Regions from separate parts of the Homo sapiens genome. Here region 1 is linked to region 2. A link is a contact called in ENCODE Hi-C or POLR2A ChIA-PET data. All regions are on one chromosome and are shown on one strand. The core of a region is the stretch at or near the end of the contact, and the rest is flanking DNA. Distances in the headings are between cores, read along the strand shown.

Region 1 (6,708 bases), core at 2,273-4,772, 42 kb before region 2:
ATTGGCAAGGAACTGAAAGCCTCAGAGTTGATTAATCAGTTTCAGGATCTCTCCAAACACGGCAAAGAATCTTTACCAATCCAGGAATCTTAACCAAGAACAACCCCTAGGGAAAGCTTAGAAACAAGGCGCCCCCTGGTGGTCCTTCTGACCGGGGCGATGCATGGGTTCAGAGCATTCTCCCAGCCTATGAGATGCTCCAAGCCATTCATTTTACCTCTATTTTTAAATTTTGTTTTGATCACTGCAATTATTTTCCTCTTAACTCTTATTACCTATATCTTGTATTTTAGAGAACATTTATTATGTATTTATTTACAGTTGCATCCCAAATTTATAAACTGGTAGAATTCGCCTGTAAAATTGAAAGTTCAGCTCTCTACCATGAGATGTTGTCTTCTCATTAAAAAAAAAAAAAAAAAGTCAAGCAATACAGGCACATCTCCCACTCAGTATAGAACTTTCTGAACTTAATTACCACTGTCAGGATGCCTTTGACAAGAAATGTTTACTTCACAGAAAAGAGGGCGAATGCATTCCGAGCAAGGTTAATCGTTTTTTGTGAGAGCCTAAGTTGTCCTAGCAGCCTGAGGGTAGTCTTCAGCTTTGAATAAGTGTCTCATTATTTATATTACCCATTTTTTGTCCTGTTTATTCTCCGCCTCGTTTATTTTTGTGAAAATAACTTGCAGAGTATTTAGTTCTGATGAGTGATTTTGCTTATTTGTTTTTGAGCATTAATCAGCCACAAGTTCTAAAATAAACACCTAATTTATTTTGACTGTAACAAAGCAAAGAGAAACAAAATTAATTAATCTGCCAATTCGCTATCACGGTGGATATTAAAGTACATATAAATCATCACAATTCTGAATGATTCTACAAGCCAGAGGTTGGCAAGCTTTTCTGTAAAGGGCCAGAGAGAAAATATTTGAGATTCTGGGGCCAGAAGATCCTGCCGCAGTGACTAGACTCTGCTGGTACAACACAAAAGCAGCCAGAGCCAATATGTAAATAAGTGGGCATGGCTGTGTTTCAATAAAACTTTATTTACAAAACAAACCAGCGTGCCAGATTTGGCTTGTGGGCCATAGTTTGGTAACCCCTACAATACTGAACAGTAAATCTCCATCAGTGCCTTCCATTTTGGAAAACACTTCTGGAATTCACATGCTAAGAATGGCTAGTAGTAATACGGAGTTCACAATTCCGTTCTTACTATACGAGTATTTATGTGATATTTTCTGGATTATTAAGGAATATTTATAAAGAAATGTATGAAATCTTTAAATTGTGATTGCATCTGAATAAGTCATATCAGTTACATACCTTGTCACATGGTACACAAGTCACCTTTACAAATCAATAGCAAAACTCTACCAGCCCATTTTTTAAAATTACTATCTGCCTAACTTCCTAACAGACACTAAAATGAATACAAACAGCATTCTCTACTCACAGTAATTCACGCTGTCCCAGGCATACAGTCTGGTTGTTATTTCAAAGTTTTAGACCAGTACATATTTTTTGTTTTTTCTTTCTAAAGTCTCTTTTTCTATGTAAAACCTCCTTTAAAACCATATGGATTTTATTAGAAGGATTATAACCTTTCTGGCTGATATATGCTTACATTATTTGCATTTAATTTAATTGGAGTTTTGAAGGAAGTGCTGTAAAATCAAATTCAGTGTTTTTATATCATTTGATATTTGTTTCCTATTTTTGCAGCACCAGTAATCAAGGGTCTTATCTTTGAAAGCAGTTTACATAACCATGTTTTGATGTTTTCAAAACTTGTCTAGAAAATAAGACCCCCTAAAATCACGATTTGTGTCTTCAAAGTTTTCCTTTGTTAATTTTTAGGTTAATGGATATTTAGCTGAATCTTTCTTTATGTAGAAGATTTTGTTTGAAACTGTACTTTGTCCTCATGATAAATTGGAATGTCTTAATTTTGAACTTATGTCCTACTGAGTGACCTAATTTCTTTATGAATCTCACGGATGGAGCAGGCAAGTAATCTTGAGTATCAAGCAGATTCATTTTTAAATGCAATTATGCATTCATTCTGCCCCAGAAAAGTTTCATCCTAACTAATCTTTGACCTGACAGCTGAGGGTGGCACAGCAACACCACTGAAAGTCTAGAAGACACAGGTGCACAGCATTTTGTTCCTAGGGTTACCTTTTTTCAGCAACTAATTGTATTTCACTGGAGGAAATTTTTAAATGAAGCAAATAGGGGGAAATAGTGATTTTTCTCCATACATGAATAAAAGTTAATGTTATGAGGCATTTCACACTTTTCTTTTATGTTAAAATTTTATTCTCTGCATATGTTTGTAACTTATAAAACTGCTTGTGTGCCCCGTGTATGTCCTAGAAGAAAGAAAGGGTTCTGGAACCTACTGTCTTTTCATCTCTACCTGGCAAGTACTATTTGAGTTTCTAGAATGAAAATAGGAAAATTGATTAGTCCATTCAGTATTCCAAAGAAAATCTGAAAGAAAGGTTAAAATCTAATAAGAAGCTGGCATTTGTCTTTAGGTCTTGTTTATGTCTCAGTGCCCAGAATCAAAAAAGGCTATGGGTTCTCAGCAGAGACGCAATGATGTTGGCCATAGAGGACACCGTCAGATCAAACCCTATCAGTCCATTTCCTTTGCTTCTTAGCCCATTAGAGCAAAGATTTTTAATTTTCTTTTGAAATGCCTTGAAGTTATAGAGTAAGACAAAACAAAATATTGCCTGAACAGGAGCATTAAATTTTTTTTTTCTTTTTTTGAGACAGAGTCTCACTCTGTCACCAGGCTGGATCGCAATAGCACGATCTCGGCTCACTGCAACCTCCACCTCCTGGGTTCAAATGATTCTCCTGCCTCAGCCTCCTGAGTAGCTTGGGACTACAGGCACGTGGCACCATACCCAGCTAATTTTTGTATTTTTAGTAGAGACGGGGTTTCACCATATTGACCAGGATGGTCTTGATCTCTTGACCTCATGATCCACCCACCTTGGCCTCCCAAAGTGCTGGGATTACAGGCGTGAGGCAAAAAAATATATTTTTTTGAGACAGGGTCTCACTCTGTTGCCCAGGCTAGAGAGGCTGAGTGGCCCAACTGGTTTCATAATTCTCATTACAGAGAAAATCCAAGTATTTCTAATCCTCATAATGAAAAGCATTTCATAAACCTCATTTTTTTTGTTGTTTTTTTGAGACAGGGTCTCACTCTGTTGCCCAGGCTGGAGTGCAGCAATGTGACCAAGGGTCACTGCAGCCTCGACCTCCTGGGCTCAAGCGATTCTCCTGTCTCACCCTTCCCAAATGCTGGGATTAAAAGCATGAGCCACCATACCCAGCCCAAAAACATTTTAATGGGGCACTGAAACAAGGGTAACTAGTTCATTAAAAAAAAATAGTATGGAACCCGGTTTGAGTGTACAGCTGCAAATCCACATGTTCGAGCCAGCTGGACAGCTTCTCCAGGCCACATTCTCTGCCAAGAACAGCCGGGAACCCCTGCCAAGGACTCAACCCTCTTCTCCCTGGGCGGGTGTTGGTTTTGGCTCAGATTCGGTCCCACCTAGACAGTTTCCAGCATTGCAGGTGAAGCAATTAACTGTAAATTTTTTTTAATTAAATTTTAAATGATTTTTAACTAGGAAATGTGCTCCTGTATGCAATGTTGTCCAATCTTCACTCACCCACACCCCTTCACAATTTTTGCCACATCCCTGCACCATCTGTACCATTATTTGCTTTCCTCTTCCCTTAATGGATTTATTTATTTTATCTAAATAGGTTTATTTTAAAAGAGAACTTTATGAAACTACCGTGAATGGGGAAAAAATGGCATCACTAGCCTGGAACAGAAAGTCACCCTCTGGAATGACAAAGGAGCCAGCATGTGCCTGGGCCATCAAGCTGCCCATTCAGCCATGCTGAGTCTTGCCTGCCCACCTCATCTCCCGCCTCACGCCAGATCACACTGCCTAATATTTTACTCAGATGTCTTCTTCAGTTCCCCATTGGAGCCAAAAGTCTCCTTCCCCTGCCCTCTGCTGAGCTGGGGGTCACTGTGCCCTGTCTCTCAGCTCCTCTCGGAGCTTTCTCCAGCCTTCAGCTCTCAAATGTCTTCAGCCTCTCTGCTAACTCATCCTGGCCTGAAGCAATTCTTGCCTGGATTCTCTCCCGACTCAAGACATCCCTCTAAGCGGATTCACGCCCGCCACTCCAAGCCTTTTGGGAAAAACACCTTGCCTCCATAGCTCAGCCGCCTTCTTAGGCCCAGGAACTCAGCCATATCCTACCCATGTAGCTGAAGGTACTCCTTGGAAGGCCCCCAGTTCCTAGATACCAAGTGCTTCTGGGCCCTCCTTCCCGTCCAGCCCAAACTTCCTGTGAGCCAGCTTTTCTTGAAGCATCCTCGTAATTCATTGAACATATAGGAATTTAGGAAGTCCCTCCATGCCCTTTCTCCTGCCGCTCTGCTGTCCTGTCCCCTCTTCCCCTAGTTGGAGGGCATTCCCAAGAACACACCTCTGGTCTTTATCACTTTCCTCTTTCTCCATGCCCTTGGCAGGAAGATGCAATCGCCAGATTTCACTACGTGTGACCCCAGGCAAGTAATATATTTAACTGCCTTGGGCCTCAGTTTTCACATCTGTAGAGTGTGGTGATGGTAGTCCCTAGATCAATGGGATGTGAATCACCTAGTGCAAGTAAAGCGTTCAGCGTTCTGCCCAGAATTCAGTGGATGCTCAATGGATGTTAGCCCTTATCCACCTGCCATGATGTAATAATGCCCAAGTTCACATGGACAACCCACAACCCTGGGAGAGGCTGTAATGTGTACACACAGGTTCACCCTGATCCCTCCTCCTAAGGCCAATATTCAATGCATATGTACCAAATGCCTGTGAGGCACTGCTATTCTCGGCACTGGACAGCCCATTTATGGCCTGAGGGTAGGGCCAGTGATGCTCAGTCCACCAGGCTCTGAGCATGTGGTCTGGAATGTGGTAGACACTCCTCAAATACTTTTTGGATGAATGAATATCAGCCTCTGCTAATAGGAAAGAAAATTAGGTGAGATCAGAAGGGAACCTTCATGATAACAATTAGTAACATCTAGACAAGCAATTGTGTTTACAGAGAGAACCTGAAAGAATTAAAGTAACTATAGAAGCAGGAAAACTGAAATTTTTTGAAATGCAGTGAAAGCTCATTCTTTCATAGAATAATTCCATTTTTTTTAATGTCATGCAATTCATAGTCACATGATTCCCTGTTTTGAAATTTTTCGTTTTTACCAAGTTTTCTTAAAGGATGAAAATACAGATATTTTCATTTGGGTAGCTTTCTTTTAACAGCAACTTGAAATAGTAGTAAAAAATAGTAAACAAATATCAGATTTTATTTCATTATAGGAAAATTGATCACATTTTGATATACTTTATGAATAAAAGAATGAGCTCTTATTAAGGATTTTAAGCAAATTACATTTTGTTAAAGGATTATTTAAATGCAGTAGGTTGGCTTATTTTCTTGACATGCTATTTCTTTTAAGTATATTTCTTTTTAGTGCATTCCAAAGTCACATAACTTAATTATGTTACTGTAATTACCTCAATATTATCTCAACTAAGAGGCTGAAGTCTTTGAATAGCACAGTGGAGCCACTTGAGGGTGCCTGACTTGTTTGCTCAGCATGGTATATCCTGCTTTCCACTGCGTGATTGGGTTTCACAGGACACCATTTGCCTGATCATACAGATGAGCTCATGGAAAAGCTATCCATGTTATTACTGGATTCTATGGAGGCATGTTATGAGTCAACAGACATACATAATCCTGATTTTACATTCCTATTTTTATTATATCACCTATACAATTTTTTTCTTAATACAAAGTATGACATGCTCATTATGAGATATTTGGAAGGACAGATAAGAAAACAATTAAGTCAACCATAATCCTACCACATAATCCCTCTACCCGAGAATCACCACTAGGGGCTTTTTTCTGTAAAGCCTTTGTCCGTTTATGTATTCTTTATATGTTATAAAATACATATTCATATGTGTTTATATTTTTATATATAGTGTTGATTTATAAAATTATTTTAGCAAGTACAATAATTCCTATATCCACTTTTATTTCCCTACTTTTTTTTAATTTTATTATTATTATACTTTAAGTTTTAGGGTACATGTGCACAACGTGCAGGTTTGTTACATATGTATACATGTGCCATGTTGGTGTGCTGCACCCATTAACTCTTCATTTACATTAGGTATATCTCCTAATGCTATCCCTCCCCCCTCCCCCCACCCCACAACAGTCCCCGGTGTGTGATGTTCCCCATCCTGTGTCCATGTGTTCTCGTTGTTCAATTCCCACCTATGAGTGAGAACATGCGGTGTTTGGTTTTTTGTCCTTGCGATAGTATTTCCCTACTTTTACACTTTTCCCCCCAAATATGTGGTGAACATCTTCCCTTTTCAAGAAATATTCTTCTCCATCGTTTTATTATCTTGAGGGAAAAAGTAACGTAACATTAACCATTAACCATTTTTAAATTAACAATTCAGTGTCACTAGTACATTCACAGTGTTGTACAACCACCCCCTCTACCCAGGTCCAGAACATTTTCATCACGCCGGAAGGAAAACCTATATCCATTAGGCAGTCCCTCCCCGGCTCACT
Region 2 (6,922 bases), core at 3,073-5,572:
GAAGGAAGGAAAGAAGGAAGGAAGGAGGGAGGGAGGGAAGGAGGGAGGGAAAGAGAGAAAGATTCTCAGAGTTAAGAAGATATACGGAAAGGATTCATGAGAATACAAAGAGAAGAAGACAGTTGAAGGAGTTCACAGTGAATTTAGAGATAAAGGTCACTGCTGAGAGATTCAGAGGAAAAGGTGGCTTGGAGTTTGAGGAGAATGGATGAGAGTCCAAAAAGCACCTGGGAAGTTTGGAAGTCAGCACCAAAGTGAGACATGCCCACTTTGTGAGGAGACGAGAAGGTGTTAGGAAGGCCCACGGGGCTCACTGCCTTATTTTAAGAGTCATGTATTTAGCATTTATCAGGGTAAAAATACTGGTTTTCTAATGAAAGTAGTTATATAAAGTTTCCTTTCAAGTGTATTTGTAAGGAAGCTGATTCTGACAAAAACACATGGTTTTTCCTACTACTAGACTCTCAACACACATACGTTCCGACATAGATGTGTGGGAGTTCTCTCCACCAACCACACAATTCTCTAGCAGCCATTACAATTCCAACACCATCTACCTGGAGATGGTATCAAAAGGAGCTTGTTATAAATAATCAAAGGCATCCCTATCATTCAGGAAATCCCAAGGGTTTTAGGAGCTCTGTGACAAGAATGCGGGACAAAGACCAAGTACGTTTCTTCTTAGACCACAGTGATATAAAAAGTCAAGTAGCAATGGTGTGGCAGGCCAGGTCTCACTGATGCAGGCCTCCATAACAACTGTTTCCATGCTGACTGAGTGGTTAAATATGAAAAGCCAAAAGAGTCAGTGTCCTTACACAAAGGCTGGAATGTCACGAAAGCCCACCAAGAGTTTTGTCTAGGCCTTTCCTGGGCCTTGAAGTATGACAAGATGGCAAAGGAATTCTTAACAGAACCTGCTTAGGATTAAACAAGTTTTACTAGGGGTCTGAAGAAACTCCCCAGGCCTCCATAGACACATTTATTAGGGGTCTGAAGGAATTCCCCAAACCTCCATGATGTAGCAGGAGTAATCATCCCAGCACCTGGACCCATTTAGATTAAATAAATTTACTGAAGCTCCAGAGGAAGGTCTTCAGGACTCAGATCTTAGTTATAGATTAGAAGAGGTTAATCACTTATGTCTTTAGATGAATGCACACTTACACATAGACATATAGCTTAAAAGGTATATAAGCTCTGGAAAACTTTGTAATTTTAAGTTGGTCTGGTGATAATTTCCAGGCCTCCTCCCTGTAACCGGTTAACTCTCTTCTCTCCCAGTTCATCTGCATCTCGTTATTGGGCCTTGAGAATAAGCAGCCTGACCATTGATTTGGTCCGGGAACAATGGGACATGTGGAATGAAGATAGGGCAACAGCTGTAAAGGTGGTGTGCAAGTGAGGGGAATTTGGAAATAACAGTAGCTGAGGCCCAGCTGACGATGGAGTGCTTCTCCTGCCTGGCCTGTCTCTGGAACTGGCTAACATGGGGCCACTCATGTCAGTGCTGCCATCTGCCTCTTGCTATACCAACCCCTGATCCCAGCCTCTTAGCCAATCCTCCTCTGCCCACTACCTTCCATAAGGACCCAGAGGCTGCACTTCAAAGTTCTGGGTCTCTTGGCTGTGAACACCCAACCCTTCCTTTAAATATCCTCTAGTTGATTCTTGCTGGGCATGGTGGCTTATGCCTATAATCCCAGCACTTTGGGAGGCCGAGGCAGGCAGATCACTTGAGGTTAGGAGTTCAAGACCAGCCTGGTCAACATGGTGAAACCCCATCTCTACTAAAAATACAAAAATTACCTGGGTGTGGTGGCACGCACCTGTAATCCCAGCTACTCCAGAGGCTGAGGCAGGAAAATCACTTGAACCTGGGAGGCAGAGGTTGCAGTGAGCCAAGATCGTGCCATTGCACTCCAGGCTGGGCCTGGGTGACGGAGTGGGACTCTGTCTAAAAAATAAATAAATATCCTCTAGTTGATTCTTGACTTGTGTTTTGGTTTTGGTTCCTGGCCAGTTGTAAAGTTCCTTGTAGGTAAGAGTTAATGTCTGCATTCTCATCCCAGACACGGAGCTCGGCAAGATCCCAACAGGAGATCCCAGCAGGAAGGGTGTGGAGATGTGTGTCATCCCTGGGGCAAGGGCCATAACTACCAGTCACCTAGTTAATTTCAAATCAAAGTAATGATCTGTTGTTAATGACTTCTCTGTTTCTGTGAGAGGCACTGTCAAGTAATGCAGTGCTTAGGTATCTAAAAACCATTAATTTGCTTCCTCTGTGTCTCCTAACAGAGTCTCCAGGAGATAATCATTATGTAAGTCTTACCCTCCAAATCCAAGCAAGAGGTGGTATTATTTCTACCATGAGGAGACACGCAGAGAAGACAATTGGGTCCTGGATCTCCATCTTTCCATGCCCCATCCCACCACTCTAGATCTAGTAAGTAAAATTAGACTGATATAGTATGTGTGTTGGGGGCACGGGAGATAGGTGTCATTTAATTTTCATGACTAAAACACAGAAATTTTGAACTTGAGAGCAGAATAATGTTCTCTAAAATAAACAGAACAGGAATGCTGAATGGTGAACAGCCTCATGGAACTCCAGGAATAGCAGGGACAGGCTGTTCTGTGCTGATGGTTCTTGAACCAGTGTTTTTAACACCCAGCGACGTTAACTGCATCTTAGTCAAGGCTGAGGTACTCTCAGTAGCCCTTAAAGCATTACCTCCCCAAGAAATCACTCTTAAGTACTGTAGGTTTAAAAAAAGAAAATCTCAGGTACCACAAATTGCACTTAGCAACTACCCAACCATATTATTTCCTTCCTGTCTAATGTAATTTTTGTTTTCCTGTATAAAGGACTTATGTTATTTTGAAAAATTATCCTCCCTCCTAAATTAACCTGGCTTTTTGTCTTTAACAATCAAACAAGCTAAGAACAAGAATGAGGTGGTCCTTCTAACAAGCTTCTAAGTAACTAGATGTAAAGATTTTCCTCCATAACCTTCATTGAAAATGGCAAATTGTTCTGTTAGGAGGTAGACGGCTGTGGAGAGTGCAGGAGAGCAGGGTGGGAAGCCATATTCTGAAAGCTAAGCCAGGCAGTCTGTTCCCTGGACAAGGCTCATCTCTGAATGAAACCACATGCCACCTCCTCCTGCCCCAGCAATTCTTAGTCATTCTTTCATCCATTGATGCAACAAATAATTGTCATTTAGGAAGGGGGAAATCACTGAACAAGTCTGGCAAGAGCCTCGCCCTCAGGGGCTTACAGTCTAGCGGAAGTTACAACAAATAAACTAGATGACTCCATTAATTCATTCATCCCACAAATAGCTATTGATTTTTTTCATTTTTCAATAAGTAGTCATTGAGCCTTGACTATATGGGAGACACTGAGGATGATTTTTGAGCAAGACCGGCAAGATTCTTGCCTTCAAGAACTCAGTTCGATTGTGAATTTTCACAAATAAATTAACAAGATGATGTCAGAGGGGTAAGTGCTATAAAAAATGCAACAGGATATTGTGACGGAGCAGAGCAACAAGGTGAGAAACGGTGACGAGGGAAGTCTCTCTGGGAGAGACATCTCAGCTCAGATCCATCCTATGCACCTAGGGCAAGGTGTGCCCGGCCAGGAAGCTTTTCTACCCGACCCCTGGCACCGTGCTTCCGGACCGCATCCCTCGTAGGGGTATTATTCATGGGCAGGTCTGATGTTAGCTTCTCCGCGTCACGCCTTATTTATCCCCTCCGAGGGCTGCAAGCTCCTGGCGGGCAGGTGGGACTGGCCCAGCTGATCGGCTGGGTGGCTGGTGGATTTGGGAAAACAGCCCGGGCTGACCCAGGAGGTGGCTGGAACTCTCTATAGGGCACCAGGAAATTTTGCACAAGTGACCACCACAACGAACATCTATGTCAGCAGGCTGACCGCATGCGTCCACACGCCTCGAAATGCCAGGCGAGGATGTGCTGGGCCAGAAGGACAAGGAGGGCCAAGCGGGCGCGCAGGCACCTCCTGGACCTGACCCAACTCTGCCCAGAGGTCAAGGCTCGCTACAAGCCCGCCGCGCCTGCGCAGCACAGCGCCCGCGCCGGCCCCTCCAGCTGCCGTCGGCGGCACTGCGCCGGCGCGATGCGCCCGGCGCTAAGAGGCGGGGTTTCCTTGCGCCGCGCGCAAGGCTGGGGCAAAACCCGGGCCGGGATAGGGCGTGGGGCCGCGCGTCTGGACGTCCCTCGCGTCGGGCCCGACAGCGCCTGCGCACTGCGCCGCCGGCTGGGGTGCTGGGGGCGGGGCAGGGGCAGGTGTAGCCTCTGTGCCTCGTTGTCCCCTGGCGCTACCCGGACATCTCTCAGGGTGCCGGCACCATGAAGATCTGGACTTCGGAGCACGTCTTTGAGTAAGTTTGGGGCGCGGGTCGGCTCCGTGGAGGGCAGGCACGCCGGCCCTGGAGTAGAGGCGAGGCAGAGGCGGCCCGCAGGAGGCTTCTAGGCGTCGGGCCTAGCGAGGGGAGCGAACTCTGAAGCCTGCGGGCCCCGGCGACACGGAGGGCAGACCAAGGTCACGACCCCGAGGCGCCCTAGCCGAGGGGACGGCTCCGACCTCCAGACCCAGGCGGCCTTGCGACCGGCAGGGCTACGGGGTCACTTCCGGGCTGTCCCCCACCATGAGGTAGCCTCGGGCCGGCGGCCTCCTGAGGTCCTGGGGGCGTCGCGGAGCACGAAGCCCTTGACAGCACTCAGGGTTGCCCCATCCCGCCCTGTGAAACCACTTTGGGACGTGGACCCGAGGATCCCAAGAGGGAGGTGTTGGTTTTCTCCAGAGTGTACTTTCCCTGGCCGCCGTTTGGGTGGAGTTTCTACCTTCGAATGTGAATTTCGGGTGAACTCTGACCACCAGGATGTGAAGCCTTTTCACAACTCGTTCATCTACGCAGCAGAGCCTTGGATTTGGAATTCAAGGTCTAGCTCTGGCTGTAACAAGCGTGTGACCCTGGGTTACCCATTTTCATCTGAGAGATGGAAAAGGACGATCGTCAGGGCCTACCCGTGTTAGCTCTTTGAGGCCACGTTCAGGAACATCTTTTTGGATAATGTGAACTGTTTACTAACGAAACTAAGCCTTGAACCAGTTGGATGTGGAGAATTATATTCTCTTCTAGGTCCCTGATTCCATTTACAAAAGAGCCACAAATTTAAGCAGCGAAATCCTTTTTTTTCCCGAGTTACCTGCTCTGTTCCGCTGATCTTAATGTCGTTGCCACACTGTTTTAATTAGTATAGCCTTGTAAATAAATATGCTACAAAGCCATTTATGTTTTTAAAACTGTCTCTGAAGGCAAATTTTTTTTAAATTTCTTTTTTGAGGCAGAGTCTCGCTCTGTTGCCCAGGCTGGAGAGTAGTGGCGTGTTCTTGGCTCACTGCAACCTCCGTCTCCCGTGTTCAAACGATTCTCCTGCCTTGGCCTCCCAAGTAGCTGGGATTACAGGCGCCCACCACCGCGCCCGGCTAATTTTTGTATTTTTAGTAGAGACGGAGTTTCACCATGTTGGTCAGGTTGGTCTCAAAGTGATTCGCCCTGGTCAGGTCGCACCTGACCTCAGGTGATTCGCCCGCCTTGGCCTCCCAAAGTGCCGGGATTACAGGTGTGGGCCACTGTGCCCGGCCTCTGAAGGCAACTTTTAAAACGTTGTCCGCATTTGTACTCAGTGGGACACATCCTAGGGCCTGCTGTATCCTGCAAAGTATAGAATACTGGAATCAGAAGGAAGCTTTCTTTTCCCCCTACTGTTTAGTCTTTTTGGGAGGAAAAAGACCCGAAATTTGTGGTCATTTAGATGTTCATTAACCTGGTCGCATTCATCACTAGTCCATTTCAGCTCCGAGGATGTTTAATTTCAGTCCTCTTCCAGGTTTGCATGCTTCAGTCCTCTTCTGGGTTTGCATGCTTCAGAGGTTCTCGGCACTCAGTCTCCCTAGAACTGTCTTCTCCCATATCTTCCCTAACTCTTCTTCCTGGCTCATCCCCTCCTTCCCTCTACACTCTTTCTGCCTTTGTCTTCAGCGCTTCCCTGTCTTTTCCCATTCAGTGTAAATGTTCAGTGAGATTCTGTGTTGGCCTTCCTATATTGGATTTTACCTGTGATCTTAATTTCTTTTTTGTTTCTCTTTTCGTCACAGACTTTTTTTTTGTCCTGGGAGAAGCAGCCCTGATCCGTGCTTTCTCCCCACATAATCTGAGCTGTTTGGTCAAAGTCCCAAATGATAGGTATACATTTATGGCACCCAGATCTGTACCTTGAGCTCCAGCCTCTCTTGAGCTCCGCTTTTCATTTTCAGGTGCCTGTTAGGCATTGCTACCCTCGTGTCCCACAGGCCCTTAAAACTCAGCCTGTCTGAAATTGAAGTCATCATCTCCCCTGACAAATCTGAGCGTTGTTTCTGATCTTTAGGATGTCACTCTCTAACAATGTCTAAGTCATCATTCTACATCTTATCTGTCTTTGATTTTCCAACACTTTTCTTCTGAGGCCTATAGTTGGCATCCAGGTGAAGTCATTCATTGATTCCTTCAACTTATAGAGATGCCCAGTATGTGTCAGCCACTGTTCTTTGGATTGATTACATTTTCATAAGTAAATCAAGACCTCGATGCTGCGCCAGTGGAGTTAATAATGTCCTCACCTCGTTTCAAAGGTGAAGAAGTTGGACCGGTCAGTGAGCCATAGCCAGGTCCTCCTGATTCTACTTTGGCGTGGTCTTTGAATGTCTTCCATTGTGAGATCTTTTCCACGTAATTATGTTAATACAGCTCAGATTAATTGCTGGAAGATTAATCATAATAAGTATTGTTTGTAATGTTTGAGCTGGTTATGGTTCATAAAGCAATCTTGAGCCAAGCTAAGTCAACAT

Evidence for each region. Hi-C counts contacts between places; a loop is a spot of excess contacts on that map. ChIA-PET counts read pairs that join two places held with the same protein, here RNA polymerase II (POLR2A). Pooled maps may share reads with other maps.
Region 1: a loop to region 2 is called in a map of PC-9, with 2.9 times the contacts of the local background. The contact joins the enhancer-like site here to the promoter of PRELID3B in region 2. A Hi-C loop is called at or near these places in 5 of 168 maps with a recorded cell type or tissue (CD4-positive, alpha-beta T cell, Caco-2, PC-3 and 2 more), 1 of 37 single-sample maps with no recorded cell type and 15 of 50 pooled maps. POLR2A ChIA-PET finds 5 or more read pairs at or near these places in 14 of 52 experiments (CD4-positive, alpha-beta T cell, CD4-positive, alpha-beta memory T cell, Caco-2 and 10 more).

Annotation. Positions count from the first base shown.
Region 1 is chr20:59,081,450-59,088,157 of GRCh38, reverse strand. No RefSeq gene overlaps it. Among named protein-coding and RNA genes, the nearest start is that of SLMO2-ATP5E, 42 kb to the right of the region's middle. Within about 2 kb of position 3,522, at least 3 of the 41 ENCODE cell types and tissues checked have a DNase peak (open chromatin) inside an H3K27ac peak, as active enhancers do; they include PC-9, where a contact is called at or near this core.
Region 2 is chr20:59,040,186-59,047,107 of GRCh38, reverse strand. PRELID3B (PRELI domain containing 3B) reads left to right here and starts at 4,322. Exons shown (of 6, transcript NM_016045.3): 1 at 4,322-4,409. The coding sequence starts at 4,378. It overlaps SLMO2-ATP5E (SLMO2-ATP5E readthrough), which reads left to right and starts at 4,262. Exons shown (of 6, transcript NR_037930.1): 1 at 4,262-4,409. RefSeq lists a silencer at 4,005-4,404.